Linked DNA regions of Homo sapiens: region 1 is linked to region 2. A link is an interaction called in ENCODE POLR2A ChIA-PET data of the cell type or tissue named here. Cell type or tissue: PC-9. All regions are shown on one strand. Links, peaks and the distances in the headings refer to the core of each region. The heading gives the core; the rest is flanking DNA.

What was found. Peaks named below come from ENCODE experiments on the same cell type or tissue, not always from the same donor. Only the 100,000 strongest peaks of a DNase experiment are listed, where the experiment ranks them.
Region 1: POLR2A ChIA-PET joins it to region 2 with 6 read pairs; 4 of 35 experiments call an interaction of 5 or more read pairs at or near these places.

Annotation. Positions count from the first base shown.
Region 1 is chr14:76,974,381-76,990,648 of GRCh38, forward strand. No RefSeq gene overlaps it. Among named protein-coding and RNA genes, the nearest start is that of LINC01629, 23 kb to the left of the region's middle. RefSeq lists enhancers at 3,595-3,724, 3,672-4,173, 6,266-6,765. In PC-9, for the core only: no CTCF peak of the experiment used is centred there; no DNase peak of the experiment used is centred there.
Region 2 is chr14:76,902,181-76,918,448 of GRCh38, forward strand. No RefSeq gene overlaps it. Among named protein-coding and RNA genes, the nearest start is that of LINC01629, 49 kb to the right of the region's middle. RefSeq lists enhancers at 1,671-2,408, 2,234-3,433, 2,713-2,762, 6,673-6,732, 16,118-16,268 and a silencer at 15,006-15,300. In PC-9, for the core only: no CTCF peak of the experiment used is centred there; DNase peaks (open chromatin) are centred at 2,201 and 2,951; H3K4me3 peaks cover 364 bases; H3K27ac peaks cover 2,242 bases.

The DNA.
Region 1 (16,268 bases), core at 5,534-10,533, 78 kb after region 2:
AATTGCTTGAACCCAGGAGATGGAGGTTGCAGTGAGCTGACACAGTGCCACTGCACTCCAGCCTCGGTGACAGAGTGAGACTCTGTCTCAAAAAAAAAAATAGTGAATCAAAAGGAAATACTCGTGGAAGCCCTATGAGGAATTGATTGGTTGGTTTTGATCTGGGCAATCAGGGAAGGCTTCCTGGAGGAGATGAAATTTGAACAGTGCCCTGAAAGATAAGGAAGACTAAAGAGGGAAAGGAGAGAAATAAGCTGGGGCTGCTCTATGTCTATTCTCTTCCACCTTCTCCTCCTTGAACTCAGGCTCTGCCCCAGATCCCTCTGCAGCCTTCAGGGAACAAAGGGCTGTAGGAGTGGCCTGAGGAGCAAGCAGAGGGTCCCTGCCTCTCACTGCCCCACCTGAGTGAAATCAGCCCCACAGCTGGTCCACCTCTGAACCTGTTGGGCCCACCCCTCTGTATGTCACAGCTCCAGGTCATCCAGGGGGAAATGCCCACGGGCCTTTTCCTCAGGGGTCAAGCTCTCAATCTGTAATTGTCTCAGAAAGACCCGGAGAGCTTTAAAATATCCAGAGTCCACGTCCCGCCCCTGCACCTCCAGAGGGAGACCATCCTGGGGCAGGGCCTTGCTCAGTGAAAGCTCCAACAGGGACGCTGATGGGCTTGATGGGCCAAGACTGAGAACCACCAGCCAGGGCTAAAATCAGGGGAGAGAGAGAGGGAGGCAAGAAGGAATGGGGAGGGACGGCTTCCCCAGGGGTAAATGCCCAGAGGCTCGGGGACAAGTGGAAAGTGAGGCCTCGGGGAGCTCCATAGAGAGCAAATGTTCAGAACAGCTGCTCGATTCTGCTCTATTCCCCGGTGTGGAAGACTGGGACCAGGGACAACTGTTCACCACCAAGCAAGGCAGGAAGCCACAAAAGGCCCCCAGAGAGGGCCTCCACTCCCCTCAAGTTGATGCCTCCATGAGGGCAAACACTACGTCATCTGCTCACTGTTCTCCCTGGAGCCTGGCACATAGTAGGTGCTCGATAAATACCCGTTGAATGAAAGGACTGAATGAGCTTTTCCTCTCTTATAACTCTTATGGTTTTCTTTTTCTTTTTTTTTTGAAACGGAGTCTCACTCTGTCGCCAGACTGGAGTGCAGTGGCGCGATCTTGGCTCACTGCAACCTCCGCCTCCCAGGTTCAAGCGATTCTCCTGACTTAGCCTTCCGAGTAGTTGGGACTATAGGTGCACGCCACAATGCCCAGCTAATTTTTTTTTTTTGTACTTTTAGTAGAAATGGGGTTTCACCATGTTGGCCAGGATGGTCTCGATCTCTTGACCTCGTGACCCACCCGCCTCGGCCTCCCAAAGTGCTGGGATTACAGGTGTGAGCCACCGCGCCCGGCCGCCTGGACACTCTTATGGTTTTCTCAGTCTGTGGGTTTCTTATACAAAACAGTGGTGCTGAGAACTTTGAGTAGGGAGGAAGCCAAATGTTTAGTTTGGGTTCCCTCTCTCATCTTCCCTCCAACTCTACTTCCTAAGGATTTTGGAATCTGGATATATGGGCTGGGGGAGCAAGGGTTGTTGTAGCCAGCTGCCCACAGCCGTCCTTCCAAATCAGAAAGCTGGAGAGGGAGGGAGTGGGGTGGGGAGAGAAGCAAGCAGAGAAGGGAGGAGTGTGCAGGAGCACACAGTGGCTGAAAGGTACATGATCTGCCCAGAGAGCAAGCGGTAGGCTGGGGAAGCCACCTGCACGGTTACCGCATTCCCAGGAATCTTCTCTCCAGAGCCTTGGTGGAGAGGCCCAAGGCACTGCCCTTCTGTGTACTACACCCAGGCAGGACCCTAGATACATCCACTCAGGCCTGGAAATGCTTCCCCCAGAGAAGGCAGGAGGATAGGGCCGTGCTGGTGTCAGCCTCAGGGGCCTGACATTCCCACCTGATCTCCAGTCTCCAGCCCAGCCCTGCCCCTCCCACCTCCCACACACACCAGCAACCACTCAGGCCAAACACTCGTGGTGCCCCAGGGGATGGGGACAACTCCAGATGAGAGAGCGGCCCTTCCAGCTGCACACCTCAAGGAAAGCTAGTGTGGAGAAGGACTTGAGCTGATAGCCTCTTGGCCCCAGGCCCTCTCCCAGGGAGGGGCAGGGTGCCAGTCGGGAGGGCTGGCTGGATGAGGATTGCACGCTGCCCTGAAACGTGGCCAGGGCCATCATGACATGGTCACAGACTGTTGGAGTTGGAAAGGCCTCTCATTTCACTGGCAGAGAAACTGAGGCCCCAGGAGACTTGGCCAAGGCCTCACAGGTGGTGAATACAAAATTGGGACTCACACCCTGCTGCCTAACTGGAAAGGAGAAGATCTCCTGGGCCAGCCCACCTTACAGCCTTTCACTGGGAGCCCTGGGGAGAGCCAGTTTCCTGGCCTGGCAAATCTGTTGCTAGAGCAGTTTTCTGGAAAACCACATGAATCTATCGCAGGCCTTCCTGTGCCCCCACCTAGTCTGATCACTTAGGGCTGGCTCTTAGCTCTTCCAGGCCTCCTTCAAGGTCTCTCAGCATCAAAATCACTGGGCTGTTTGATTAAAATGCAGATTCCTGAACCCAGCCTACCATTCCAAATCCAAATCTCTGAAGACGGAGCCAGGAATCTACCTTTTTATCCAATACCCTCTCCTCTAACCCTCTCTACAACTACCCTCAGCCAGCTTCCCAGACTTATCTGGTGTCCTGTTTAAAATGTAGGTCCCAGGCTGGGCACAGTGGCTCATGCCTGTAATCCCAGCACTTTGGGAGGCCGAGGCAGGCGGATCACTTGAGGTCAGGAGTTTGAGACCAGCTTGACCAACAATGTAAAACTCCATTTCTACTAAAAATACAAAACTTAGCCGAGCGTGGTGGCGTGCACCGGTAGTCCCAGCTACTCAGGAGGCTGAAGCAGGAAAATCGCTTGAACCCGGGAGGCAGAGGTTGCAGTGAGCCGAGATCGTGACACTGCACTCCAGCCCGGGCAACAGAGCAAGACTCCATCTCAAAAAAAAAAGAAAAGAAAAAAAAAAGTAGGCCCCAGACCACTCCTCCAGGGTCTGCCTCAGTATAGCTGAGGTCAGGCCTGGGAGTCTATTTTTGCAAGCATCCTTGCCAACTCTTGGGGAAATGCTGTTTCCCCCTTTGCTTTGAGGTTCCTAATGAGAATTCTAGGAGGGTCCACAGATGGCCTGGGTAGTAGTAGCTCAAGATTGTGTGGAGGAAGATTTTCCTAGGATGGGGGCCCCAACTCTTATAAATTCCTGGAAGAGGTCCCTGACCCCAGATAGGAGTGTCACAAGGAGCCTGGATCCTAGAGTGATGTTTGGAGAGGAGGGAACCTGGAGTGGGGTGTCCTTTTGGATCAGACATGGCTGGAAGCCTGAGTTCTAATCTCCCTTAGCCAGTGCCAACACCCCAGTCCTGCCTGAAGGCTGAGCCCAAATCTGGACAGTGTATCCAGACAGTGTATCCAGTTCAACCACCCTACCCTATCTCCACCAGCCCATGCCTCCTCCTCCTCTTCCTCTTTCTTTCTCCTATAACCTCCCCCGTCCTTCACTGCCCGTCCCCTCCCCACCCTCATCAGCTTCCTCCATCAGCAGCCATGTAAGGGGTAGGCCGTGCACAGGCCCGCCACTGCTCTCCTGGAGGGGAATTTCAGAGGCAAACCCGTGACTGCGTCGTCATCACGCTGAGCTTAGGTCTGGGGTGGCCCGGGGAGAGGAGCTTGTGTAAGTTGTGTGGGTGGAGGTGGGAGGGAGGCAGGGCTCTGATGTCAGAGGCTCCGACTCAACAAGCAGGTCAGCCCTTTCCTGCTAGGAGCCAGCCTCAGCCCCTCAGCTCACCCTCACCCCTCTAGCAGCCACACCTCCTGTGGATGTGTAGACAGGACACATGGAAGGAAAGCAAACTGTCACTCTCCACTGAGTAGCACTGGACAGTGCTACTGGTGTCTCCACCCCAATAAGAGATAGATGGCCAGGTGATAATGATGCCCGGTCTTAGTTCATTTGGGCTGCTATAATAAAATACCATAAAATGGTATTTTATAAAATGGCTGGCTTATAAACAACAGAAATAGATTTCTCATGGTTCTGGGAAGTCCACAGTCAACGTGTCGGCAGATTCAGTGTCTGGTAATGATCAGCTTCCTCTGAAGCCATCTGTTTTTTGTTTTTTGTTTTGTTTTTTTTTTTTTTTGAAACGAGGTCTCACTCTGTTGCTCAGGCTGGAGTACAATGGCACAATCATGGTTCACTGTAGCCTCGACCTCCCAGGCTTAAACAATCCTCCTTCCTCAGCCTCCTGAGTAGCTGGGACTAGGGGCACATGCTGCCACAGCTAGTTTTTTGTTTTGTTTTGTTTTGTTTTATCTATTTTTTTGTAGAGACGAGCTCTCCCTATGTTGCCCAGGGTGGTCTCAAACTCCTGGCCTCAAGTGATCCTCCCGCCTCTGCCTCCCAAATTTGCTGGGATTACAGGCATGAGCCAACATGCCTGGCCTAAAGCCATCCCGTCTTTATTTATTTATTTATTTATTTATTTATTGAGACAGAGTCTTGCTCTGTCGTCCAGGCTGGAGTACAATGGCACGATCTTGGTTCAAGATCAGATTCCTTGCCTGGGCACGGTGGCTCACGCCTGGAGTCCCAGCACTTTGGGAGGCCGAGGCAGGAGAATTGCTTGAGGCCAGGAGTTTGAAACCAGCCTGGGCAACAGAGCAAGACTCTGTCTCTAAAAAAAAAAAAAAAAAAAAAAAAAAAACCGGGTGTGGTGGCTCATGCCTGTAATCCCAGCACTTTGGGAGGCTTAGGTGGGCGGATCACGAGGTCAGGAGATCGAGACCATCCTGGCTAACACGGTGAAACCCCATCTCTACTAAAAATACAAAAAATTAGCCAGGTGTGGTGGCGGCGCCTGTAGTCCCAGCTACTCAGGAGGCTGAGGCAGAAGAATGGCGTGAACCCACGAGGCGGAGCTTGGAGTGAGCCGAGATCACGCCACTGCACTCTAGCCTGGGCGACAGAGCGAGACTCCATCTCAAAACAAAACAAAACAAAATAAAACAAAAAAAAAAATTAGCTGGCAGTCTTGCTTCGAGCCTGTGGTTCCAGACACTCAGGAGGCTGAGGTGGGAGGATCACCTGAGCCCAGGAGGTCGAGGCTGCAGTGAGCCATGATTGCACCACTGTACACCAACCTGGGAATAAAAGCAAGACCCTGTCTCAAACAAAACAAAACAAAACAAAACAACAAAGAAGTTCACATTCCAGATCATGACCTTGGGCAAGTTGCTCTTTGTGTCTCAGCACCCTCATCTGTAAAATAGGGAAATAACCCCAACCTCACAGGGCTGTCGTGAAGATTAAGTGAGTACTTGGCACCTAGTCAGTGTATATAAGTGTTGAGTGGTTATTATAATTTGTGGTATTTCTAGGACAGAAATCTGCTTAGAAGAGGAGATGGTCTTCCTTTTCTGAGATGGCGTTTCACTCTTGTCACCCAGACTGGAGTGCAATGGTGCAATCTTGGCTCACTGCAACCTCCGCGTCCCAGGTTCAAGCGATTCTCCTGCCTTGGCCTCCCAAGTAGCTGGGATTACAGGCATGTGCCACCACACCTGGCTAATTTTTTGTATTTAGTAGAGGAGGGGTTTAACCACGTTGGTCAAGCTGACCTCAGGTGATCCAATGCCTCAGCCTCCCAAAGTGCTGGGATTACAGGCATGAGCCACCACGTCAGGCCCAGGTTAGGCATTCTTAGTGACAGGATGAGACAGGAGGTCAGAACAAGAAACAGTTCACAAAGACCCTCCTGATAAAACACGATGTGGCAAAGAAGCTGGCTAAAACTCACCAAAACCAAGATGGTGACCAAAGTGACCTCTGGCCATCCTCACTGCTCATTATACACTAATTATAATGTATTAGTATGCTAAAAGACACTTCCACCAGCCCCGTAACAGTTTACAAATGCCATGGCAGCGTCAGGTCAGGAAGTTACCCTATATGGTCTAAACAGGGGAGGGACCCTTAGTCCCAGGAAATCCCCACTCATGAATTATTCACCCCTTATTTAGCATATAATCAAGAAATCGAGATGATCTTCTTAATGCCTCTCAAATTATTTCCAAAAGTGCCTGTCTGTGTGGAAGTTCCCTTCACAGGCCAGGGCTAGTCGGGCAGCACAAGGGGCCAAGGCCCATGCCTGGGGTCAGGCAGGCCCAGCCAGGTTGCTTGCCCTTTACCCATGCCTCTGCCTGGCCCTCCCATAGAGGGGCAGGGCAACCCAGGCCAACCTAGTGGCAGTATGAGCTGAGTGACTGTGGCCACCTGTGGAAACTGGTTTTGCAGCACCAGCCCCTCTCTTCTGTGTCCTTTCTTGCATCTTTTTTTTTTTTTTAAGAAGGAGTTTTGCTCTTGTTGCCCAGGCTGGTGTGCAATGACGTGATCTCAGCTCATTGCAACCTCCGCCTCCCGGGTTCAAGCGATTCTCCTGCCTCAGCCTCCTGAGTAGCTGGGATTACAGGTATGTGCCACCACGCCCGCCTAATTTTTTGTATTTAGTAGAGACGGGGTTTCACCGTGTTGGTCAGGCTGGTCTCAAACTCCTGACCTCAAGTGATCTACCTGCCTCAGCCTCCCAAAGTGCTGGGATTACAGGCATGAGCCAACGCGCCCAGCCTTATTTGTGCTGCCCCAATTTCTAGGAATTTATACACTCTGGGGACCAACCTCATCATGGGAATAAGAATTCAATTCTTCACGAAAATCATTTCCTCCACTGACACACTTTGTACAGACATAGGAATCTGACACACCTGGGTTTGCATCTGGAGTCTACCATTTACTGGCGAAGTAATATTGAACAAACTTTGGCTCTAGGAGCCTCAGTTTCTCCACCCGTAAAGTAGAAAACGTCATCTGTGCTTGCAGGCTTGTTGAGAAGATTAAATTAATCCAGCCATTTATTCCACAAATCCTTATTGAGTGCCTAACTGCACCTCACATTGAGGATACAGATATGATAACATGATAGACACAGAGGTGAGTCCACTTGCAAGGCACTCAGAGAGATATGGACCAACAGTGACCCCCAAATCCATGTTACTGATTGTGTTGAGGGACACAGAGGAAAAGTACTCAGGAGTAGTGGTGTGAGCTCAGTTTTGAAGGATAACTGGGTGCAATCTATTTCATCGAATCTAAGACTCTATTGATCATCCACACTATTATTTTAGATAACACTGAGACAAAAATTCAGCCAATTAACCTTAGAAATGTTATTTTGTGCTTACTGAAAGAGCTCTTTTGACCTTCTGCAGCCCCAGAGGAGTTTTCTCTCTCCCACCTAATTTAAAACAAAGAAGGATGTGTAGTGGCAGAGATCAGAATAGGGTAGAATCCAAGAGAAATCTACCTTGCCCTGCAGCAAGCTTTGCTGGGTATAAAATTCCTGAGTTTGTGGTTGGTAGGCTCCTGGGCTCTGACTCAGTGGAAAGAAGAGGTAGGACAAAGGGGTTATGTGGACCGGCCTGGGGAGAAGTGTGGGGAAGGGGTCCTGGCTGAGCAGTCACTACTGGGCTCAGTTTTTGGGGTGGCCAGAAGGAGAAGAGGCAAATGCCAAGCTGGGGGATTGTAAGACATCATCTCTAAAATGCATCCTGTGGTCAGAAATGTAAAGGGTGCATCTTCCCCAGGAGCAGGGAGCACCCTAGCTCCCAAATCTTGGTTTCCAAATGCCATTCTCCACTAAAAGGAACTAGGGGACTTTGGAGAATAGCTAATTCCCTGAGGTTGGCTCAGGGAAAATACAAGTGATCCTGGAACATCTTGTGCCAGAAAGTGAGAAGGTGCTAAAATAAAATAAAATAAAATAATAAAGCCAGGTACAGGGGTGCGTGCCTGTAGTCCCAGCTATTCAGGAGGCTGAGACAGAAAGATTGCTGAGGTCAGGAGTTCGAGGCTGTAGTGCACTATGATCACACCTGTGAATAGCCACTGCACTCTAGCCTGGGCAACATAGTGAGACCTTATCTCTAAAAAATATATAAATAAAAAATAAAATTAAATAGGCAGGTGTAGCAATGTGTGCCTGTAATCCCAGCACTTCAGGAGGCTGAGGCGGGCAGATCGCTTAAGCCCAGGAGTTTGAGACCATCCTGAATAACAGGGCAAAACCCTGTCTCTACAAAAAAATACAAAAATTAGCTGGGCCTGATGGTGCACACCTGTAGTCCCAGCTACTTAGAAGCCTGAGGTGGGAAATTCAGGCTTACGGAAGCCTCAACCTCCTGGGTTCAAGTGATCCTCCCACCTCAGCCTCCCAAGAAGCTGGAACTACAGGTGTGCACCACCACACTTGGCTTGTGTGTGTGTGTGTGTGTGTGTGTGTGTGTAGAGATAGGGTCTCACTATATTGTCCAGGCTGGTCTTGAACTCCTAGGCTCGAACAATCCTTCCGCCTCAGCCTCCCAAAGTGCTGAGATTACAGGTGTTTTCCACTGTGCCCAATATTTTTCTTCTTTTGCTGTAAAGGATATTAGCAGGATGGTTGGAGATGGTTGAATAAGGTCTGTACATCAGACAATAGAACTGTATGTAGCCATGCTAATTTTCTGATTTCAATAAATGTACTGTGGTTATTATATAAAAGAATGTCCTTGTTTTGAAGAAGAATGTATCAAAGTATTTAGGGATAAAGGTACACTTATCTGTCACCTACTCTCAAGCAGTTCAGAAAAAAAAAAAAAAAGGAAAGAAAAAGAGGCCAGGTGAGGTGGCTCACTCCTGTAATCCCAGAACTTTGGGAGGCTGAGGTGGGCAGATCACCTGAGGTCAGGAGTTCGAGACCAGCCTGGTCAACATGGTGAAACCTCGTCTCTACTAAAAATACAAAAATTAGCCAGGCGTGGTGATGTGCGCCTATAGTCCCAGCTACTGGGGAGGCTGAGGCAGGAGAATCACTTGAACCTGGTAGGTGGATGTTGCAGTGAGCTGAGATCACACCACTGCACTCCAACCTGGGAGACAGAGCGAGACTCCACCTCAGACAAAAAAATAAAAAGAATGAGTGAACACACACACACACTGTACATATAAAGAGGGAATTTGAGCTGGGTGCGGTGGCTCACACCTGTAATCCCAGCACTTTGGGAAGCCGAGGCAGGCGGATCAAGAGGTCAAGAAATCGAGACCATTCTGGCCAACATGGTGAAACCCCCTCTCTACTAAAAATACAAAAAAAAAAAAAATTAGCTGGGTGTGGTGGTACATGCCTGTAGTCCCAGCTACTCGGGAGGCTGAGGCAGGAGAATCGCTTGAACCTGGGAGATGGAGGTTGCAGTGAGCCGAGATCACGCCACCGCACTCCAGCCTGGCGACAGAGCAAGACTCCGTCTCAAAAAAAAAAAAAAAAAAGAGACAGAGGGAATTTGATTTTAAAAAGGTTTTAAAAAGATAAAAGAGAGAGATTGATAAAATGGTGGTATGCTGAAAATGTTTAACAACCAACTCTCTCAGGGCAAAAAAGCCCTGATACCAATTTCTGTGGTGTAAATACTCTCTGTGGCCAATTTAAAGCTGGCGCCATGAAGTCACTGAAGAGGGAGTTGGGAAGGAGATGCACAGAGATAGCTCTAGTGTTCATCACACCAGTACAAATGCAAACACGGTAGAAAGCTAACATTTGGGGAATCAGAGTAAAACAGAATATGAAGATTATTTGTACTATTTTTTGCAACTTTTATTCAGTCTGAACTTATTTCAAATAAAAAGTTAGGGTTTTTTTCTATGGCACATCTTGTAACTGATGAGATGCAGTAAATGAACTGGGGAAAGAGTACGTGAGCATTTCAGGTAGAGGCACCTGCCTTGACTGTGCAGAAGGCTGAGGCTGAAAGAAGCAATTCATTTGAAAAACAACAACACAAACAAAGCAGTCTGAGTGACTGGGAGCAGAGCAGCTTGGAACAGAGAAGTGCAAAGTGAGCAGAGAGGTGGGCTGGGGCCAGGACAGAGGCTCTGTAAGCCACAGCTGAGGGTTTGGGTCCCTCAGGGAGAAGCCATCAGAGTGCTTTAAGCAGTGGGTGGAGGGAATGTGGCCTTATTTGCGTTATCGCTCTGGCCCCTGGCTGACTCTCAATCAACAGTGGCCACTAATACTGCCTTTTCTGGTCTACTCTCTGCTGTCGCTTTCCCCAGGGTCCCTTTGCTCAACTGGTGTTAACAGGGGGCGGGGGTGGGGTGGGGGCCATGGCCACAGGCCACCAGGTGAGTCCAGAGCTTCCAGCACAGCCTCATTTTCTGTCCTCCCCACCCGCACCCCCTCAGACGTATTCGTAAGCCACAAAATAAGTGTGAGGAAGTCCAAGTTTGACATCCACCCAGGACTCTGCCCTCCCTGCTTAACTCAGCCCTGATCAGCCCTAAGCTGGTATGCCCTGGACTATTAAGCAAGCCCACTAACGTTTTGGAGAGGGGACTTGACTCTGCAGCCCTCCCCTCTGCACACCAGAGACCCACAGACCCACCCCCTCCTCCATCAGCTTCCTCCTACCCCTCTTGGTTTCTAGTCAAACCTCTCACTCTGGGAGTCCCAGAGCCCAGTGGGGCCTTGAGAGGGTTGAGTTCAAGGTGGAATGAATGGGCTGTTTGAGAGAGCTCTCCCAGGGCAATCTCCAGGCCTGGTACAGCTTGAGAGGCTACCGGCTTCCTTTTTCCCAGATGAATCCCTGTTCTGTATGCCTGTAACTATGTGCCCACCCCTAACATGCCCTGGGGCCCCGCATAACAGAAGTGGACTGGATATGTACACACAGCATGCTGGCCAGCTCCTCCTATGCAGAGAGCATGAACCCAGCCCAAAGTCACGAGCATTAACCGCATGCCACGTATTCCACTGGACATTATGATGCATTCTTTATCCAGCCTACTGTTAGAACAGCTCTGTGAGTGGACACAGTATTAGGTCCATATTGCAACTGAGGCTTGAAAGTTTTCTTGGAGTATCCAAGTTCGCATAGCTGATGCAGAGATTCAACTCAGGCCCTTTGACCGCCAAAGCCTGCATTTCTGCCCACAATACCACCCTGCCTCTGTCTGGCACAAGTTGCCCCTGTGCCATTGTCTCTCAGCCTGGGCATCAGTGCTGTGGGCATCCAGGCCATGTGGACAGGTGTACTGAGGGCCCTGTGCACCAGGAAGGGGTTAATTGGGATGCCCTCAGCAAGCTCTAGTTTGGCAACTGTTGCTATGGCAACAGCATGGTTTGGGGAAGAGGGAGGCCAGCACAGTAGGATCTTCTGAATCACTGGATGTACAGCCTATATGTTTATTCTGCAGCGAAACCCTCCCTGCATCTTCTGGGACTATATGTGGCCACTAGGGATGGCTGCGGCAGGCAGGGGTGAGGGCAGGGGTTCCCTGAGCAGGCAGAAGCTGGGAGGCCTTGGCACTGCTAAGGCCTCTCACCCAGGGGCTCTCACCAGCACAGCCCAGGGAGACTTTTCCACCAGGAAGGCCCAGGGATTCTGCTTTCAGCTGCAGCTCCCCAGACTAGGTGAAAACCAGGAAAGGGCAAAGATTTGGGGCCAAACGGAATCAAGCAATCATTCACTATTCACTGACTTACTCATTCACCAGATATGTATTGCTTGCTGACAATGCACTGATGGCTGTGCTGGGGGCTGTGGCCTGGGGTTATAGCTGGGAGCCAGACAGACTCTGCATCCGTGGAGATTCCCTTCCAGGGGGCCAGAAGTCCCCACCATATGCCCCACCTTGGGCAAGTCCCTCTCCTTTGCTGAGTTCATCTGTAAAATGGGGCCCACACTCCCCACTTTGCAGGGATGCAGCCTGGATGAGGTAACAGATTTGCGAACGCCCAACACATAGTGGACCAAATATGCAGACAGGACAAAAATGCCTGTAGGCCTCTCACCTCTCCCTCCAGCAACAGAAGGTGCCAGACAATGATAAAACTCATGAGTGAGGAGCCCCAGGCTCTGGACCCTGGAGGCTTACTGTGAGCAAAATCTCCAGACCGAGCCAGACAGACAGATCCAGCTCTTCCATCACTGGGCATGGGCCCTGGCTTCAGTTTGCCTATTTGTAATGCGGGTGATCCTCCTGTCCTTATAGACAGTAATGTACCTGAGCTGATGGGCAGCATCCAAGTGGGTTCTTGACCATTCTGTTCCACCATCTGAGCCACCCACAGGTCAGAAGAGCCCAAGGCCACCAGATAATAAGACCCCAGTACTGGCCTTCCCGTCCAAGCCAACTTGTTTTTTGCCTACAACATGGACCGCAGTAGCTGTCTGTTGATTTGATTCAAGTTTGATAGCCACCCAGGACTCTGCCCTCCCTGCTCAGCTCAGCCCTGATCAGCCCTAAGCTGGTATACCCTGGACTATTCAGCAAGCCCACTAACCTTGGTGAGAGGGGACTTGACTCTGCGACCCTCCCCTCTGCACGCCAGGCCAGTTTCCATGAAAGGACCCCCTGGGGTCCTCAAGCTCAGCCCTAGAACCACCCTCCTCACGTCCAGCACCAGGGCAGGCCTGGTGGAGGCAGGAAGGCCAGCTGGGGGTGAGGGCTGATCACAGATAAGAGCAACATGCAAACAAAACCCACAGGAAGGAAGCCAGCGAAGGAGAAAATCATTTAAGAATTTCATATTGGCTGGGTACGGTGGCTCACGCCTGTAATCCCAGCACTTTGGGAGGCCGAGGTGGGCAGATCACAAGGTCAGGAGATGGAGATCATCCTGGCTAACATAGTGAAACCCCGTCTCTACTAAAAATACAAAAAATTAGCCGGGCGTAGTGGCGGGCGCCTGTAGTCCCAGCTACTCGGGAGGCTGAGGCAGGAGAATGGAGTGAACCCGGGAGGCGGAGCTTGCAGTGAGCTGAGATCTCGCCACTGCACTCCAGCCTGGGCGACAGAGCCAGACTCCGCCTCAAAAAAAAAAAAAAAAAAACAATTTCATATTGAGGTCGGGTGCGGTGGCTCACGCCTGTAATCGCAGCACTTTGGGAGGCCGAGGCGGGCGGATCACGAGGTCAGGAGATCGAGACCATCCTGGCTAACACGGTGAAACCCCGTCTCTAAAAAAAAAAATACAAAAATTAGCCGGGCGTGGTGGCGGGCGCCTGTAGTCCCAGCTACTCAGGAGACTGAGGCAGGAGAATGGTGTGAACCCGGGAGGCAGAGCTTGCTATGAGCCGAGATCGCGCCACTGCACTCCAGCCTGGGCAACAGAGCAAGACTCCATCTCAAAAAAAGAAAACCAAGAATTTCATATTTGATATTTCAAAAAATAAACAACTTCAAAGCTGTCATCATGGGAAAATTCAAAATGTTGAAGGGCTTCCTCACACTTATTTTGTGGCTTAATATTGATTTCATTTTGTACTATTCATGGGGGTGGAGATGCCCTAATCTTTTCAGAGCTAACTGCCTTTAAAAGTCTTAATCAAGACCTGGGAAATGGAAGTGGGGCGCACAGTTGGTGGGCCCCCCTCAAGTCTGTTCTGTGTGACAGCTTCATCCCTGGAGGGCGAGGAGGGAAGATGTTTTTCGTCTTGCCGCTGTCTGACACCAAAGGAGGCAAGATTAAGCTTGGTTGGAGGTGGTGCTAATGAGTTACTCAGGATTTTCTTCTTCTCTCACCAATCTTGAATTTCCATCTCCCCAGTTGGGTGTCAGGGTACATATTTATACCAGGACAGGGCTTACAGTGGCTGTCATTTGTTTATGAAATTCTTTCCAGAAGGACAGTGGGCCACAGGAAGGTAGGGTAGAGAGCTGCAGGGAGGGCAGAGGAGCCACAGAGATCCAGGAGCTTCCAGCCAGGCCAGCCCCTAAACTGGAAAATTGTTAACATAGGATTCAGCCAATCCAGAGGAGAAAAGGACAGGCAGACCTAGCAAACACATTCCCCTGAGGGGAAGTCACAACACCTGGGCAGCAGAAGAATGTCCGTGAGGAGAGAAGGAAAGGGAGTCCTGAAGGAATATAAGCTTTTCTTTTCTTTTTTCTTTTCTCTTCCCTTCTCTTCTTTTCTTTTCTTTTATTTCTTTTATTTTATTTATTTATTTTTTTTTTGAGACGGAGTCTCTCTCTGTCGCCCAGGCTGGAGTGCAGTGGCACAATCTCGGCTCACTGCAAGCTCCGCCTCCCGGATTCAGGCCATTCTCCTGCCTCAGCCTCCCGAGTAGCTGGGACTACAGGCGCCCGCCACCATGCCCAGCTAATTTTTTTGTATTTTTAGTAGAGACGGGGTTTCACTGTGTTAGCCAGGATGGTCTTGATCTCCTGACCTCGTGATCCGCCCGCCTCTGCCTCCCAAAGTGCTGGGATTACAGGTGTGAGCCACCGCGCCCGGCCTTTCTTTTATTTTTTAATTGAATTTATTTTATTTTTGAGACAGGGTCTCTCTCTGTCACCCAGGCTGGAATGCAGTGACACAATCTCTGCTCACTGCAACCTCTGCCTCCTGGGCTCAAGCCATCCTCCCACCTCAGCCTCCCAGGTAGCTGGGACTATAGGCATACAGCACCATGCCCGGCTAATGTTTGTATTTCTTGTAGAGGCGGGGCTTTGCCATGTTGCTCAGGCTAGCGTCAAACTCCTGGCTTCAAGCGATCCACCCATTTCGGCCTCCCAAAGTGCTGGGATTACAGGCATGAGCCACTGTGCCTGACCTCTTTTTTTTTTTTTTTTTTTTTTTTTTTTGAGACGGAGTTTCACTCTTGTTGCCCAGACTGCAGTGGAACAGCATGATCTTGGCTCACCACAACCTCCGCCTCCTGGATTTAAGCGATTCTCCTGCCTCAGCCTCCCGAGTAGCTGGGATTACAGGCACGCACCACCATGCCCAGCTAATTTTGTATTTTTAGTACAGATGGGGTTTCTCCGTGTTGGTCAGGTGAGTCTTGAACTCCCGACCTCAGGTGATCTGCCCGCCTTGGCCTCCCAAAGTATTGGGATTACAGGCGTGAGCCACTGTGCCCAGCCCAGCCTCTTTTTTTTTTTTTTTTAATGGACTTCATCTTTTAGAGCAATCTGGCAAAATTAAGAAGAAAGTACATGGATTTCCTATATACCCCCTGTCCCCACACGTGCATCGCCTCCACCATGCCATTATCAACATCCCTGACCAGAGGGGTGCATTTGTTATGATTTGTGAACCTACACGGATGCATCATCATCAGTGAGGTCCATAGTTTACATTGGGGTTCACTCTTGGTGTAGTACATTGTATGTGTTTGGACAAATGTACAATGGCTTGTATCCATCATCATAGTATCCTACAGAATAGTTTCATTGCTCTAACTGATCTTTTTGCTGTCTCCATAGTTTTGCCTTTTCCAGAATGTCATATAGTTGGAATCATTCAGTAGGTAGCCTTTTAAGATTGGCTTCTTTGGCCTGGCCAGGCTCGGTGGCTCATGCTTGTAATCCCAGCACTTTGGGAGGCCGAGGCGGGCAGATCACAAGGTCAGGAGTTCGAGACCAGCCTGGCCAACACTGTGAAACCCTGTCTCTACTAAAAACACAAAAATTAGCCGGGCGTGGTGGCGGGCGCTTGTAATCCCAGCTACTAGGGAGGCTGAGGCAGGAGAATCGCTTGAACCTGGGAGGTGGAGGTTGCAGTGAGCCGAGATCATGCCACTGCACTCCAGCCTGGGCAACAGAGCTACACTCCATCTCAAAAAAGAGATTGGCCTCTTTCACTTAATAATATGCTTCTTTCTTTCTCTCTTTCTTTCTCTTTTTTCTTTCTTTCTCACTCTCTTCCTCTTCTCCTTTCTCTCTCTTTCTCTCTCTTCCTCTCCTCCTCTCTTTCTCTCTCCATTCTTTCCTTCCCTCCCTCCATCCCTCCTTTCTCTCTCTCCCTTCCTTCCTCTCTCTCTCTTTCTTTTCTTTTCTTTCTCTTTCTTTTTCTCTTTCTCTCTCTCTTTCTTTTCTTTCTCTTTCTTTCTTCTCTGTCACCCAGGGTGAAGTACAGTGGCACAATCATATACAGCCTAGAATTCCTGGGCTCTAGCAATCCTCCTGCCTTGGCCTCCCAAAGTGCTGGAATTACAGGTGTGAGACATCATGCCCAGACTAGCAATATGCTTTTAAGATTTCTCCATGTTTTTTCATAACTTGGTAGTGAAATTCTTTTTGGCCCCAAATAATATCCTATTGTCTGGATGTCCCACAGTTCATTCACTCATTCACCTACTGA
Region 2 (16,268 bases), core at 2-5,001:
TCTACTAAAAATACAAAAATTAGCCGGGCGTGGTGGCAGGCACCTGTAGTCCCAGCTACTCAGGAGGCTGAGGCAGGACAATCGCTTGAACCCAGGAGGCAGAGGCTGCAGTGAGCCAAGATCATACCACTGCACTCCAGCCTGGGCAACAGAGTGGGACTCCATTTCAAAAAAATAAAATAAAATAAAGAAATGGGGAGAGATGGCTGGGCACAGTGGCTCACGCCTATAATCCCAGCACTTTGGGAGGCTGAGGTGGGTGGATTACCTGAGGTCAGGAGTTCAAGACCAGCCTGGCCAACATGGTGAAACCCTGTCTCTACTAAAAATGCAAAAATTAGCCGGCGTGGCAGCAGGCGCCTGTAATCCCAGCTACTCAGGAGGCTGAGGCAGGAGAATTGCTTGAACCCAGGAGGCAGACGTTGCCTTTTTGAAACTCTGTCCCGCCGCCTCCAAAAAAAAAGAAAGAAATGGTGAGAGATGCTATTAAGGAATCACCATCACAGCAACCAGAACTAATATGCTACAGCAGTGCTTCTTGGCCCCAGCCCTGATGACACTTGGGGCCAGCTCCCTCTTCACTGTGGGGGCTGTCCTTTGCCTTGCAGGGGGGTTACCAGTAGCACCTCCTCTATTTATGTCAACCAAAAATGTCTCAGATATTGCCACATGTCCTTGAAGGACAAAATCTCCCAGATTGTGAACCACTGTGCTGTAGGAAGAGAGTAAGCAGCAGTTACAAGTCCTCCAACTCCTGACAGCTCTCTTGCACTTCTGCCACGCAGACGAATAGTCCCCAAGAAGCTGCAGGATGGTGCTGACCAGCCCATCTGCAAAGACCCTGTCTCAGAAAGCGTGGGAAGTGTATGCCCAAAGGGTGACAGCGCTTCCCTGGGGAAGGTTCGAAGAAGGAATGTTTTTCTTCTCTTGGCATCTTTTGACAGTGCCTGGCACATGTTAGACCTTCAGTAAATATTTGAATATTTGTTAAGTTAAATTAGATTATAAAGGTTTCTAGGCTGATTCTGTACTGGTTTTGGACTTAGAAAGGGATGGATTGTTAAGCCTTTTTTTTTTTTTCAGACAAAGTCTTGTGCTGTCACCCAGGCTAAAGTGTCTTGGCACAATCACAGCTCACTGCAGCCTCTACTTCCTGGGCTCAAGTGATCCTCCCCTCCCAACCTCTCAAGTAGCTGAGACTGTAGGTGTGGGCCACCACGCCCACATCATTTTTTTAAATTTTATGTAGACAGGGAGTCTCACCATGTTGCCCAGGCTGGTCTCAAACTCCTGGCCTCAAGCAATCTTCCCACCTTGGCCTCCCAAAGTGTTAGGATAACAGGTGTGAGCCATTGCACCTGGCCTCTTCTGATGAGATTTTCTCAATCCTTCCAGGCCCATCTCCATTCCTGCTTCCTTCCCAAAGCCAGTCCCGAGTCTTCTCTCTCCTGACCCCTCTCCACCTCCCTCCAGCACTCTGACCTACTATATGCTTATCTTGTAGGTCAAGAGGAAGTAAGAATCTCTGTATCCCACTGAAGAGTGTGCACCAGGTGCAATCAGATAACCAGGGTGTCACAGGGTAGAGGTCTCTGTCTCATGTGTTTTTTTTTTTTTTAAGTTTTTTTTTTAGAGACAAGGTCTCGCTATGTTGTCCAGACTGGACTCAAACTCCTGGCCTCAAGCAATCCTCCAGCCTCGGCCTCCTGAGTATTCGGGACTGCAGGTGCACACCACTGCACCAGGCTTCTGTCTCATTTCTGGTTTGTGGTGTGTGCCCCTTTCTCTTTCACTGCTCAAGGGGTAAAGAAAATTGAGATCTGACTTATGGGGCCAAAATTAGGGGGGGAAGAAAAGCACTGCTGTCTGGCAGCTGGGGTCTCTCCAAACATATTCTCTTTTTTCTCAGAACAGCATGACGAAAAACATAAGCTGAGCCAGAGTAACTGCTGTCTGGCACAGCACAGGGTAGTTGCGTGCGTGCATACATGTGTGTGAATGTGTGAGCGGATAAGGATGGGCATGCTGGAGAGCGAGTGAGAGCGCGTGGGAGGGTACGTGAGGACATGCGTGTGTGTGTACTTGCGCACACAAGCTCTATACACGCGTTTTCTACTTGGGGTTATTCAGGGTCGGCATTCCAGTTGTTGGAAGCAGATCCTCAGCTGAGTGGCCTCTTTTGTAACCAGGGCCGTAGGTCTGAGCATTTCTTTTTGCAGTAGAAATGGGCTCTGTGATGAGTCACACCAGTGGCTGGACAGAAGGGAGACTTGGCTGAAGAAGCAAGTCTTCCTGAGTGGGTCTAGGGCAGCCACGGCCAGACCCTCACACAGAGACAGCCCCAGAAAGAGTGGCCCGTGGCAGGTGTGGGAGGCTCCTGGAGCATACTCACCGTCTGGGAGGGTTACATCTCTGGACATCAAGGTGGGAGCACACAGCTTGGCATGCACCCAGGGGCCTGGGCAGACCTTCACACTCACCTTGGAAGAGATGAGCGAGCAGCCATTCCCGCTGGCCCAGGACATTCACACCATGGGAATTCCCAAGGGCTCTGTCCTAAGAGATCTGATCTGAAATCCAAGCTCAGCCTGAAAAGAAATTGGCCCAAGTCATCCTAGTCCAGTCCCCACTAGGTGCTAGTTCCCAGCCCAGAGTCCAGGACAAGCACTCATTCCTACACTCCTGCTGGGAACCAGGAGAGAGACTTACACACCAGGAGACAGAATGAGTTATGCAAAGTCCCAGGGGCGGCCTTTCAGGGTGGTCAGGATGAACCAGGAACTCGCAAACAAGCTGAAGAAGGCACAGCAGAGAAGCCGATGAAGACTCACACTGAGAAAACACTTAGGGGGATGTGTCACCGGCACCGTGCCAAGCGCTGCATCATCCACCAACTCAGATCTTTGAAGCAATGCCTTAAGGGCACTGGGGCATTAGGCTGCTCAGCGGGCAGATGAGCAAACGGAGGCTCAGAAAGCGGAAGTGACTTTCCTGTTAGCACGCAGCTATTAAGTGCAGAGCCGAGATTCAAACAAAGTCAAGAATGAGGTACAAAATGTCTAGCAATCAGTAGGCTGGTTAAATAAACACTGATTTATTTATGGAATACTGGGCAGCCATTGACATTTCTTGGTAGAAGAATAGTTAATGGCCTGGAAAGATGTTCAAGATATGTAATTGAGCAGAAAAAAAAAAAAAAGCAAGGTACAAAACAGCATGTGCAGAGAGATTATTAAAACATAAAATACAGGCCGAGCACAGTGGCTCCTGCCTGTAATCCCTGCACTTTGGGAGGCCAAGGTGGGTGGATCACCTGAGGTCAAGAGTTCGAGAGCAGCCTGGCCAACACGGTGAAACACCATCTCTACTAAAAATACAAAATTAGCAGGGCATGGTATGCACGCCTGTAATCCCAGCTACTTGGGAGGCTGAAGACAGGAGAATCTCTTGAACTGGAGAAGTGGAGGTTGCAGTCAAGATCGCACCACTGCACTCCAGCCTGGGCAACAGAGCGAGACTCCATCTCAAAAAATAATAATAATAAAAAAACACACACAAAATACAGAGGTATGATTTCCGAGGAAAAAACTCAGAATATCAGCAGGGGCTTTCTCTGGATAATAGGAGTAGGTGTGAGTTCTACTCTATGGGTTTGTTCCTTTTTCTTACAATGATCATTTTGTAACAATGACAAACCTGACTTGGAAGAGTCCAGGCTGTGTTTCAGTTGTGTGGGGAGTGGGGGTGGGGAGGCGGTGTTTTGGTAGGGGGTGATGAGGGGATGATGGCTGGCACTGTGAGGTGATGGCTGAGCAGGTAGGAAGGTGTGGTGAGAAGCAATGCCTTTCCTAGGAACATATCCATCTTTCTTTTTCTTTTCTTTTCTTTTTTTTTTTTTTTTCTGAGATGGGGTTTCACCCTTGTTGCCCAGGCTGGAGTGCAATGGCACGTGATCTCAGCTCACTGCAACCTCTGCCTCCCGGGTTCAAGTGATTCTCCTGCCTCAGCCTCCGAAATAGCTGGGACTACAGCTACACCCAGCTAATTTTTTATTTTTAGTAGAGACAAGGTTTCACCATGTTGGTCAGGCTGGTCTCGAACTCCTGAAATCAAGTGATCCGTCTACCTTAGCCTCCCAAAGTGCTGGGATTACAGGCGTGAGCCACCGCACATGGCACACATCCATCTTTTTTCCTTTTTCATTTGTATCTTTTTTTTTTTTTTTTTTTTTTTTTTGAGACAGAATCTCCCTCTGTCACCCAGGCTGGAGTGCAGTGGTACCATCTCAGCTCACTGCAACCTCTGCCGCCCAGGTTCAAGCAATTCTACTGCCTCAGCCTCCCAAGTAGCTGGGATTATAGGCGCCTGCCACCGTGCCTGGCTAGTTTTTGTAGTTTTAGTAGAGACAGAGTTTCACCATGTTGGCCAGGCTGGTCTTGAACTCCTAACCTCGTGATCCACCCATCTCAGCCTCCCAAAGTGCTGGGAATACAGGAGTGAGCCACTGTGCCAGGCCTTTTTTTTTTTTTTTTCTTTTTTTGAAACAGAATCTCACTCTGTCCCCCAAGCTAGAGTGCAGTGGTGCAGTCACGGCTCACTGTAGTCTTGACCTCCTGGGCTCAAGCAATCCTCCTGCCTCAGCCTCCCAAAGTACTGGGATTATAGGCATGAGCCACCACACTTGATCATCTTTTTCCTAGACCTGACAGCCAGCAGGAGAGGCTGGGTACCCTGGCTGGTTCTCTGCGTGCACACGTGATTGAGTTCTACCAGTCTGGGCCTGTCCTTGCAATGCTGGGGGCAGGTGAGAGTAGGGAGGGGACAGAATTGGACCAGATGTGTCCTAGATATGCACAGAGAAGGTGCAGGTAGCTGGTGACAGGGACTTAAATGTGTGTGTGTGTGTGTGTGTGTGTGCCAAGTTCAGAGGGGAAGGTGCCCTGCTTAAAAATAAGAGTGGGCCAGTTGCAGTGGCTCACACCTGTAATCCCAGCACTTTGGGAGGCCGAGGCAGGCAGATCACTTGAGGCCAGGAGTTCAAAACCATCCTGGCCAATATGGCAAAACCCCGTCTCTACTAAAAAAAAAAAAAAAAAAAAAATTAGCCAGGCATGATGGTGTGTGCCTGAAGTCCCAGCTACTCGGGTGGCTGAGGCACAAGAATCACTTGAACCCAGGAGGTGGAGGTTGCGGTGTGCCAAGACTGCACCGCTGCACTCTAGCCTGGGTGACGGAGCGAGATTTGGTCTCAAAATAAATAAATAAATAAAATAAAAAGAGTGGCAATATAAGTCCAGCCATCTAGAACTGTGGGTCTCAATCCCTTGAGACCCAATGACATTCCCTTTAAAATTGATTTTTAAATATTTTGTAACAGCAACCTGAAAGTAAATGTGTTAATATAACCTACCTACTGACATAATATTTTTAATCGGCCAGGCGCGGTGGCTCACGCCTATAATCCCAGCACTTTGGGAGGCCGAGGTGGGTGGATCACCTAAGTTCAGGAGTTCGAGACCAGCCTAGCCAACATGGTGAAACCCCATCTCTACTAAAAATACAAAAAATTAACCGGGTGTGGTGGTGGGCACCTGTAATCCCAGCTACTCGGGAGGCTGAGGAAGGAGAATCACTTGAACCCATGAAGTGGAGGTTGCAGTGAGCTGAGGTGGCCCCATTGTACTCCAGCCTGGGCAACAAGAGTGAAACTCCATCTAAAAAAAATATATACATACATATACATATATATATATATATATATATTTTAATCATTATTATTATAACTATATCATAAAGGAAAAATATTAAAATGAAACAACAGGTATTTCAATATGTAAATGGTCAGGAATGACTGCATTCCGTATGTAAATGTTTAGGCATGACTGCATGAGAAGGCAACATTTCCACCACCACCAACGCTCATGCGGGCACACACATTTCCAAAATTCTTCCTAGGGGAGATTCAACCCTGAGGACCACTGATTTAAATAATAGCAGGCTGTGGCTCACGCCTGGAATCCCAGCACTTTGGGAGGCTGAGGCGGGCGGATCACGAGGTCAGGAGATCGAGACCGTCTTGGCTAACACAGTGAAACCCCGTCTCTACTAAAAATACAAAAAAAAAAAAAATTAGCCGGGCGTGGTGGCGGGCGCCTGTAGTCCCAGCTACTTGGGAGGCTGAGGCAGGAGAATGGTGTGAATCCGGGAGGCGGAGGTTGCAGTGAGCCGAGATGGCACCACTGCACTCCAGCCTGGGCAACAAAGTGAGACTCTGTCTCAAAAATAAATAAATAAATAAATAACAATAGCTGGCCTATAATGGGTGCTTTCTTTTTTTTTTTTTTTTTTTTTGATACGGAGTCTCGCTCTGTCGCCCAGGCTGGAGTGCAGTAGCGCGATCTCGGCTCACTGCAAGCTCCGCCTCCCAGGTTCAAGCCATTCTCCTGCCTCAGCCTCCCAAGTAGCTGGGACTACAGGCACCCGCCACCATGCCCGGCTAATTTTTTGTATTTTTAGTAGAAACGGGGTTTCACCAGGTTAGCCAGGATGGTCTCGATCTCCTGACCTCATGATCCACCTACCTTGGCCTCCCAAAGTGCTGGGATTACAGGTGTGAGCCACCGTGCCCGACCATAATGGGTGCTTTCTATGGGCCAGTGTTCCAGTGGCAAGGGAACATGAATGGCATGGGTGTAGCAGGAGGCAGGTGGCTTGTGTGGAGAGCATGTGAGGTGGGCCAGTGTGGCCATGCACACATGAAAAGAGAGAAGCTGTGGTCCTGTGGTGAGAAGGAGGAAGCAGCTGCCTTCCCTCTGGGCTCCTCTCTTGACATCACATCCTGCCTTGGAGGAGGAGCCCAATGAAGACAGCATCTAGAGATGATTTGGGTTGAGGATCCCATGTTGATCAGAATTCACCAGGCCTTTCAATGCTCACTTCCTCCCCAGGAGGTGAGCTCGAACTTCGGACCCTCAGATGAATCACAGAGACCACACATGGAGACCCATCTCCCTGTTTTGTAATCTCCATGCATTCGTAGCCAATCTCCCAGCCACACCTTCTCAAGTCCTGATAGCCATTCGCAGTCTCCCCAGCCTCCACTAGCAAAGGAGAGATGAGAGGGCTCCCAGCCCATGGCCCTGAGGAGGGTGAGGACTGGGCCAGACACCTTGGGCTAATCGATAAGGAGCCTCTTGAAATACCCTCGTCACTTCCTGGCTGTGTGCTGAGCCACTCTAGGGGAAGAGGGATTCTCAGACAACCCTTGGGCCAGGCACTTGGATCTTGACTGGAATAATTAGACACAGAGCCAACAATGATGTCATGCCTCTGCAGAAGAAAGAAGGATGACTTTGAGCAAGGTGCTTACCTTGGCCTCAGTCCTCTTGTTTGTCAAGTGAGCTGGGGTGGACCTGACAAGTTTTAACATTCCTGTGCTGCCATTCCAATGTGAAGACAGATGTTCTCTTGGGCAGCCAGTCACAATGGCTCACACCTGTAATCCCAGCACTTTGGGAGGCTGAGGCAGGAGGATCGTTTGAGCCCAGGAGGTTGAGGCTGCAGTGAGCTGTGATGGTGCCACTGCACTCCAGCCTGGGCAAGAACAAGACCCCGTCTCAAAAAAAAGAAAAAGAAGTCCTCCTGGGACTTGAAGTCCCTCTAAGAAGAATATGGCAGTGATGGCTTTGCATAGCCAACTTGCTTCCCCATCCAACTCCCTTTAGTTTCCATGGGGAACTTCTCTCCCTCTGCAGGGGGCCCTACCTGCTTCCAAGAATGTAAGGGTAGGCAGGTGACCTTGGCTGCCCAGCCAGAGGTTCCTCCCTATGTTGATTGATCCTTTAGTGGACATGGCCTCTAAAGGTCCAGTTAAGAGTCTTCCCTGGCCAGGCACGGTGGCTCATGCCTGTAATCCCAGCACTTTGGGAAGCCGACGCAGGCGGATCACGAGGTCAGGAGATCAAGACCATCCTGGCTAACACGGTGAAACCCCGTCTCTCCTAAAAATACAAAAAATTAGCCGGGTGTGGTGGTGGGCCCCTGTAGTCCCAGCTACTCGGGAGGCTGAGGCAGGAGAATGGCTTGAACCCGGGAGGCAGAGCTTGCAGTGAGCCGAGATCACACCACTGCACTCCAGCCTGGGCGACAGAGCAAGACTCCATCTCAAAAAAAAAAAGAGTCTTCCCTAATATATGAAAGACAGAAATTATGTTTCTGGGAATTTATTAGAAGGAAAGATGTGAATTTAAGGCTACTAGCTGTCATCTTTCTGACACAAGAGAAAGCACATGTGCAGAGTGAAGCCAGTACATAGAAGGAGACAAAGCTGAGAGACTAAGGAGATAAAACGCCTATGACATTGTTTGAACCCCTAGATCAAACTGTGCCTGAAGGTGGTGCCCAGTTGAGGGTTAATAAACTCTCTTTTTGCTTAAGCTAGTTGGATTTGGGTTTCTGTAACTTGAAACTGAAACCGTCCTAAGTAATGTAATCTTTCAGCAGCATCTCTCCAAGTTGGGCTGTGAGAGAGGTATTGAGCACATGGAGAGGTAGAATCTGCCAGTTTATACCTATAGTCTAGCCAAAGAAACCCATAGCCCCAGCATATCTCTTCTGCCATGTGCTTTGACAATCTCGTAGTCAGCCTTATAGAGGGGACCTCACCTGGCCGGGTGTGGTGGCTCACTCCTGTAATCCCAGCACACTGGGAGTCTGAGGCAGATGGATCACGAGATCAGGAGTTCAAGACCAGCCTAGCCAAGATGGTGAAACACCATCTCCACTAAAAACTACAAAAATTGGCCAGGCGTGATGGCTCACGCCTGTAAACCCAGCACTTTGGGAGGCCGAGGCAGGTGGATCACGAGATCAGGAGATCGAGACCATCCTGGCTAACATGGTGAAACCCTGTCTCTACTAAAAAATACAAAAAATTAGCCCAGCGTGGTGGCGGGCGCCTGTAGTCCCAGCTACTCGGGAGGCTGAGGCAGGAGAGTGGTGTGAACCCAGGAGGCGGAGCTTGCAGTGAAGCGAGATCGTGCCACTGCACTCCAGCCTGGGTGACAGAGTGAGACTCCATCTCAAAAAAAAAAAAAAACTACAAAAATTAGCCAGGCACAGTGGCAGGCACCTATAATCCCAGCTACTCAGGAGGCTGAGGCAGGAGAATCCCTTGAACCCCGGGTGGCAGAGGTTGCATTGAGCCAAGATCATGCCACTACGCTCTAGCCTGGGTGACAGAGTGAGACTCCGTCTCAAAAAAAAAAAAGAAAGAAAGAAAGGACCTCACCTAACCCAACCCGTGGCCCATGCCAGCATGCACATTTTTCAAGCTCAAATTTGACAGCCTTGAAAAAGAATGTCTTTGTGCCCAGCCACATATTACCCCAGGAAATAGCATGGACTCTGCATTCAATACTTGCCTCCATGATGGGAGATCTGCATCCCCTGGCACTGGGATTACAGGGACCTGGGGCTTAGAATAGCCCATCTGCCCTGTTGATCCTTCTACTACCTCAAGCTGCTGACAGGAGAAACCAGCCCCAGCCACAGGGCCAAGGAAGACTTGGGTCTTAGTGTCACTGGTTGCTATACATGCAGTACCTGAGTTCTTCAATCAGTGTTCCACTCTGCTATGAACTGAATTGTGTCCTCCCAAAATATTTGTATGTTGAAGCCTTTAACCCCAATGTGACTATATTTGGAGATAGGGCCTTTGGGAGGTAATTAAGGTTAAATGAAGTCATAAAGGTGAGGCCCTAATCCAAAAGGATCGGTAGCCTTATAAGAAGGGGAAAAGATACTCTGCTCTTGACATGCACAGAGGAAACAGTGTGGGCAGACAGTGAGGAGGCAGCCATCCACAAGCCAGGAAGGGAGCCCTCACCAGGACCCAATCCTGCTGGCCCCCTGCTCTTGGACTTCCATCCTTTGGAACTGTGAGAAAATAAGTTTCTGTTGTTTAAGCCATGCAGTCTATGATGTTTTGTTATGGTAGCCCAAGCTAAGACACACTCCCCGCATATACTGCCTTCTGAGGGGGTGGGGAAATAATTCTTATCAATGATTCTCAGCAGTGACCATGCGCCTGGCATTCTCCTAAGCACTTTCCATACCTTAGCTCATGGAATCCTCATAACAACCCTGTGAAGTAGGTAGCATTACAATCTTTATACAGGTGAGGAAACTGAGGCACAGAGAGGTTATGGAACCAAGGCCACACTGTAATACTGTAAAACTAGATTCAAACCCCAGCAGTCCTCAATACTGAGGAACTGAGAGAAGCGATAATGAAAAGACCACCCCCCATCACCCAAAAGAATCAGCAGGAAGGAACGATGTGACTGTTCCGCCCTGCATTTAGACACCTGGCAATGCTCTACTGTGAAATGGACTCAGGTTACTACAGTCCACAAGGAAGTGATCTGTCCCCATGTCCCCTCCAGGGAGATGCCCCTTGCATTGTAACTGTGTGACCCTGCCTAAGTCACACCATGAAAAATAGGTGGATGACATGCCAGCTCAAACTCTTCCCATTATTCCTGTAGTTCTAAAAACACATAGGCAATGGCTGGCCACAGTGACTCATGCCTGTAATCCCAGCACCTTAGGAGACCGAGGTGGGCAGATCACTTGAGGTCAGGAGTTCAAGACCAGCCTGGCCAACATGGTGAAACCCCATCTCCAGTAAATATACAAAAAATTAGCCAGGCGACTGCAGCCTGTAATCCCAGTTACTCGGGAGGCTGAGGACGAGAATCGCTTGAACCCAAGAGGCAGAGGTTGCAGTGAGCCGAGATCGAGCCACTGCACACCAGCCTGGGTGACAGAGCAAGACTCCATCTCAAAAAAAAAAAAAAAAAAAAAAGACTACCCTGGTCAATATGGTGAAACCCCGTCTCTACCAAATATATGAAAATTAGCCGGGCATGGTGGTGCATGCCTGTAGTCCCAGCTACTCAGGAGGCTGAGGCAGGAGACTCATCTGAACCCAGGAGGCAGAGGTTGCAGTGAGCCGAGATTGCGCCATTGCACTCCAGCCTGGGTGACAGAGTGAGACTCCATCTCAAAAACCAAACAAAAAGCACACAGGCAAGCTCCTGGGTGACAGCAGTGCTGTCAGGAGTAGTGTGTGGAATCAGTTCACGCGGTGTGTCCCCGGGGTGGGGGAGTGGGGGTGTAGTCCAGGCTCAGGGCCTGGTACAGATTCCAATTTGGCCCTGAGGAGGGCAGCAGAATCTGCTTTGTGCCCACAAATCCCCAGGAGCTGACCCAGGGCTCACCCCCAGGCCCAGTCCCTTCCAGACCTTTCCGGTAGCTTCATCCAACCCTAGTGGCCAAATACCTTGACTTTATGACCTGGACTGGCTCCCCAAAGTCCTTGTCTGATAGGACATTGACTCCTTCCAAGACTCAGCTCCTTGTTTCCAGCAGTCCCCAGTACCTGGGACTCTGGGCTCAGAGGGAAATGGTGGGTTTTAGCCCCCTGGGGGGATGGACTGAGATTGAGTGAGGCTCAGAGGTTAGAACCGAGGGCTCAGCCAGTGTGGGGCTTCTGGGGTCTCCTTGTGATGGCACTCGTGATCCACCAGGTGTCGCTGCGCAGCCAGTGGGATGAGGGGTGGTGGCAGGAGGACCTTCTCCAGCACCCACCCTAGGGACTGGGGAAGTAAAGGCGGGAGGCTGGGGTGGAGCAGAGCAGTGGTCCTATCCCCCTAGCCTCAAGGCCAGCAGAAGCACCCCCGAGAAGGTGCATGTCCTGGTCTATAAGCCTGAGGACAGAGGCGGCCTCCATCAAAGGCCTGAAATGAGTGGAGGGTGATGTGGAAGGACAGATCACACCTTCTCATCCCAGCAAGCCACTGGGTGGGACAGCAGGCACCCCCACCCTTACCACCCACCCCCACACCCCTGTCCAGGAGCTCAGCCCAGCTTCCTGGGGTCCTGCCTGGGGGCCACTCCTTAGCCCCCACCCATAGAAGGTGTTAGTGGGCCAGGTAGACTACACGGCCACCAGGGAGACTTTGGTGTCTCATTAGCTCCAGATCAAGCAAACCTAGTTCAAAGTCAGGCAGCACTGGGAGCTTCCAACTGGCCATTTCCAGCCTAATCTAAAGGCTTGTCACTCAGAAACCAGCAGACCCCACGCCCAACACTGGCTTCCTTCCCATCTCCTCGGGCTGGGAAGGGAGCATGGAAAAAGCGCTTGTTTTTGTCCTCATTGGTTCCAGGCTCTGAATCCTGAAGCCCCGATGCAGGAGAACGTAGACACTGCAGGACCTGGCTGGGCGCGGTGGCTCACACCTGTAATCCCAGCACTTTGGGAGGCCAAGGCAGATGGATCACCTGAGGTCAGGAGTTTGAGACCAGCCTGACCAACATGGTGAAACCCCGTTTCTACTAAAAATACAAAAAATTAGCCAGGCACGGTGGCGGGCGCCTGTAATCCCAACTACTCAGGAGGCTGAGGCAGGAGAATCGCTTGAACCCAGGAGGTGGAGGTTGCAGTGAGCCAAGATTGCACCATTGCACTCCAGCCTGGGCAACAGAGTGAGACTCCAGACTCCGTCTCAAAACAAACAAAACACAAAGACACTGCAGGACTTTCCTCTGGCTTGCTAGGCTTGCTTGCCACTCGCCCAGGCCCCACCCACCTGGGGACTCACCACAGGCTCACCCTGCAGATCCCAGAGGTGGAGTTACAGTTCTGGCATTTCTGGTTCCCCAGGTGGGCCTCAGGGAGGAAAGGTCTGAAAGAGGAGAGGCAAGGAGAGAAGCCAGGGTGGAGCCTGCCCTCCTCCACCTGACACCCCCAACCAGGCCTGGGGCTCGGTGCCTCCAGCTCCAAGTCCTCCCCTCTCCAACAGCCACTTAAAGGCCTCCCTCTGGCTCTTCTCAGAGAAGAAAATCAAAAGAAGGAGAGAGGGAGGAAAGGCAGTAGTTCAGGGCATGGATTCAAATCTGCATGTAGGAGATGGAAAAGCAAGGTAGGAGATGGGCAGAGACACAGGAAGAGCAGGAGATGTAGGGTGTGGCCTTAGCACTTGCTGGGAGGTAGGGGTGGGACAACTGAGTGAGGAGCTGGCTTAGAGAGCAGACTGTGGAGTTTAGTCCTGATGGTGGTTTCTGAAAGTGTCATGGGGTTGGTGGATGCATGTAACCAAACAATTCTGTTAGCCTAACTCACCTGCTCTCCACTAGCCACCAATGCACAAATACAAATTGATCACCTATTAGGGGCTGCACTGTGCCAGGCAATATGAGGGACACGCTACAAAACATCCTGGTGGGCTGGGCGCGGTGGCTTACGCCTGTAATCCCCACACTTTGGGAGGCCAAGGCAGGCGAATCATTTGAGATCAGGAGTTCAAGACCAGCCTGGCGAGCATGGTGAAACCCCGTCTCTACTAAAAATACAAAAATTAGCCAGGCGTGGTGGTGCACACCTGTTGTCCCAGCTACTTGGGAGGCTGAGGCAAGAGAATCGCTTGAACCCGGGAGGCGGAGGTTGCAGTGAGCCGAGATCATGCCATTGCACTCCAGCCTGGGCGACAGAGTGAGACTCCGTTTTAAAAAAAAATCCTGGCCAGGCGCGGTGGCTCACGCCTGTAATCCCAGCACTTTGGGAGGCCAGTGCGAGCAGATCACGAGGTCAGCAGATCAAGACCACGGTGAAACCCCGTCTCTACTAAAAATACAAAAAATTAGCAGGACGCGGTGGCGGGCACCTGTAATCCCAGCTACTTGGGACGCTGAGGCAGGAGAATGGCGTGAACACAGGAGGTGGAGCTTGCAGTGAGCCAAGATCGTGCCACTGCACTCCAGCCTGGGCAACAGAGGGAGACTCCGTCTCAAAAGAAAAAAAAAAACAAAAACAATAAAAATGCAAGTCTGTTGGAAGCCCTGCCCAGTTCCATAGTGCATCTGTGTGACTCTGTTCAGGATTTTGCACCCATAGGCGCAGAATCTCACGTGTGTGCACATGTGCTTGTGACCAGGCAAATCGGTTGCATCTTTAATGTGCTTGGGAGTCCTGGAAGAGAGCCGTTTCTTAGGAGTGTTGCATGTCAGAAAAGGAAAGGAACTGAAGAAAGCTGTTTCTTAAGATTGTTGCATGTCAGAAAAGCAAAGGAACTGAGGGGCCCCACAGGCCTCTTATTGTACAGAAAGGGAGAAGATAAGGTCCAAGGGGTTGAATCACATGCTCTGGTCACTCAGTGAGAGAACACCTTAATAAAATTTGCCACGAGGCTTGTCTTGGCTGATATGTGAGTTCCCAGAGGTCACAGGCAGAAGCGCCGTGGAAATGGAATATCGGCACGGGAACTTAGGTTTCTCCTCCGCCTGTGGCAGCGCTGGAGAAGATGGTGGCACCTGGTGCCATGACTGCGTGCATGATGATCATCAGGGAGCAATGATGGGAAGTGTCTAAGGGTTAGGCTCTGGAGACAAATTTCTTTTTCTTTTTCTTTTTTTTTTTTTTGAGATGGAGTCTCGCACTGTCGCCCGAGCTGGTGTGCAGTGGTGCAATCTCAACTCACTGCAACCTCCGCCTCCCGGCTTCAAGCGATTCTCCTGCCTCAGCCTCCCAAGCAGCTGGGATTACAGGCACCTGCCACCACGCCCAGCTAATTTTTTGTATTTTTAGTAGAGACAGGGTTCCACTGTATTGGCCAGGCTGGTCTCAAACTCCTGACCTCGTGATCCCCCCGCCTCGGCCTCCCAAAGTGCTAGGATTACAGGCATGAGCCACCACGCCCAGCCTGGAGACAAATTTCTACTGACCAGCTCCTTCTTAACATCGCTGCACCTCAGTTTTCCCACGTGGAAAATACAGGTCATGGTACTTCCTCCTTCAGAGGGTGGTTGTAAGAATCCAATGGATGGATACATGCAACAACTTAGCAAGGTGCCTGGCACGCACTAAAAGCTCAACAAAGATGTGTCCTTATGATCATTCTCTGCTTGCATCCTCACCAGTGGATCCCAGCAAGCCCACTTCAGCTCAGAGACCTCTGCTAGGGCCCAGAGCCCATCCTTTGGAGATTCCCATCTCACAGGCTTTGTGGTTACTGACTGACTTTGTAATTCCCAAACCTGACCAGCAGGCAGTTCATATGGAAGTTCTTGCCACCTCCTGGTGAAAACAAGGACTGCGGGCAAATTGCTTGGTGTCCTGCTTTGTCCTGAGGCTGGAGCAAGGGGCATGGGTGGGCTGGGAGCCTTGGGCAAGAGGCTGATGCGTCGTGAGTGGTGAGGCTGGTGTCCGTGGGACACAGTGCTGTGTTCTCTCCCGCCTTGAGACTGTTTACGATTTGCCAGACTCTTGTGGTGCTATCCAAAATAATGCATCCAGTAGAGCGTTCCTGCCTTGGGGAGCTTGCATTAGGCTGCTGACATTCCCACAAAGAGCTATTTTTTTGTGCCACTTACTTTTATTTTTGTCATTTGCTTTACTCTCTTAATTTCCACTCTACCTCCCAACCCCCAACCCCTGTTCCCACCCATATCATTGCCTGTTAAAAGCAGCGGGAATTCTGAAGCCAGCCTTGTCCTCATTTAGGATGAGGACCTGAGCACAGAGGGATATTTTTCTTGTGGCAGCTGTGAGCTTTGCCAACCCCACTGAATTCAGGCTGGCCACAGCTCATCCCATGAGGCCAGGTATAGAGCCTTTCCTAGCAACAGTTGCAGAATCACAGCAGAGAGCGCTCCTGGGATCTGGCCCCCAGGGTTGGTCCATTTAAAGAAGCCACACTTGAGCCTGAGCCTAGCAGAGCTAGTGAGAGAAGAGTGTTGGCTCCATGCTGGCACGGGGCCTGCCTGTCCCTCCACCCCTTCAAGAACCCGTGACAAACAACCTTGCCTGGTGCCCAAGTGCCTGCCAAGCCCTGTCATATTAAAACCCTGGAAGACTCGGCAAGGAGTCCAATTTCAGCCCAGCAGGTGGGGAAACCAAGGCAATAAGAGCCCAATGTGACCAAGGTCACACACAGCTCTGGCTACAAGGCCCCGGAGGCCGGGCATCCAGGGCTGCAGGCTAAGCACCGAGCACCCTCACCCTCACCCCAGCCAAGGCTCAGCTGGGCACAGAGGAGGAACAAACATCCCCCACGTCATTCAACAGCAGAGCCCAGAGAAAGGCCCAGCACTTCCCCTCCATGAATGCTATTGCTGGTCCCCTCCCTCCCCTGGCGGGAGGGGGGGATACAGAGGCACTGAGACTCCCTGGAGCCTCTTTGGCAAGTCATTTCCAAGCCAGGCAGCCT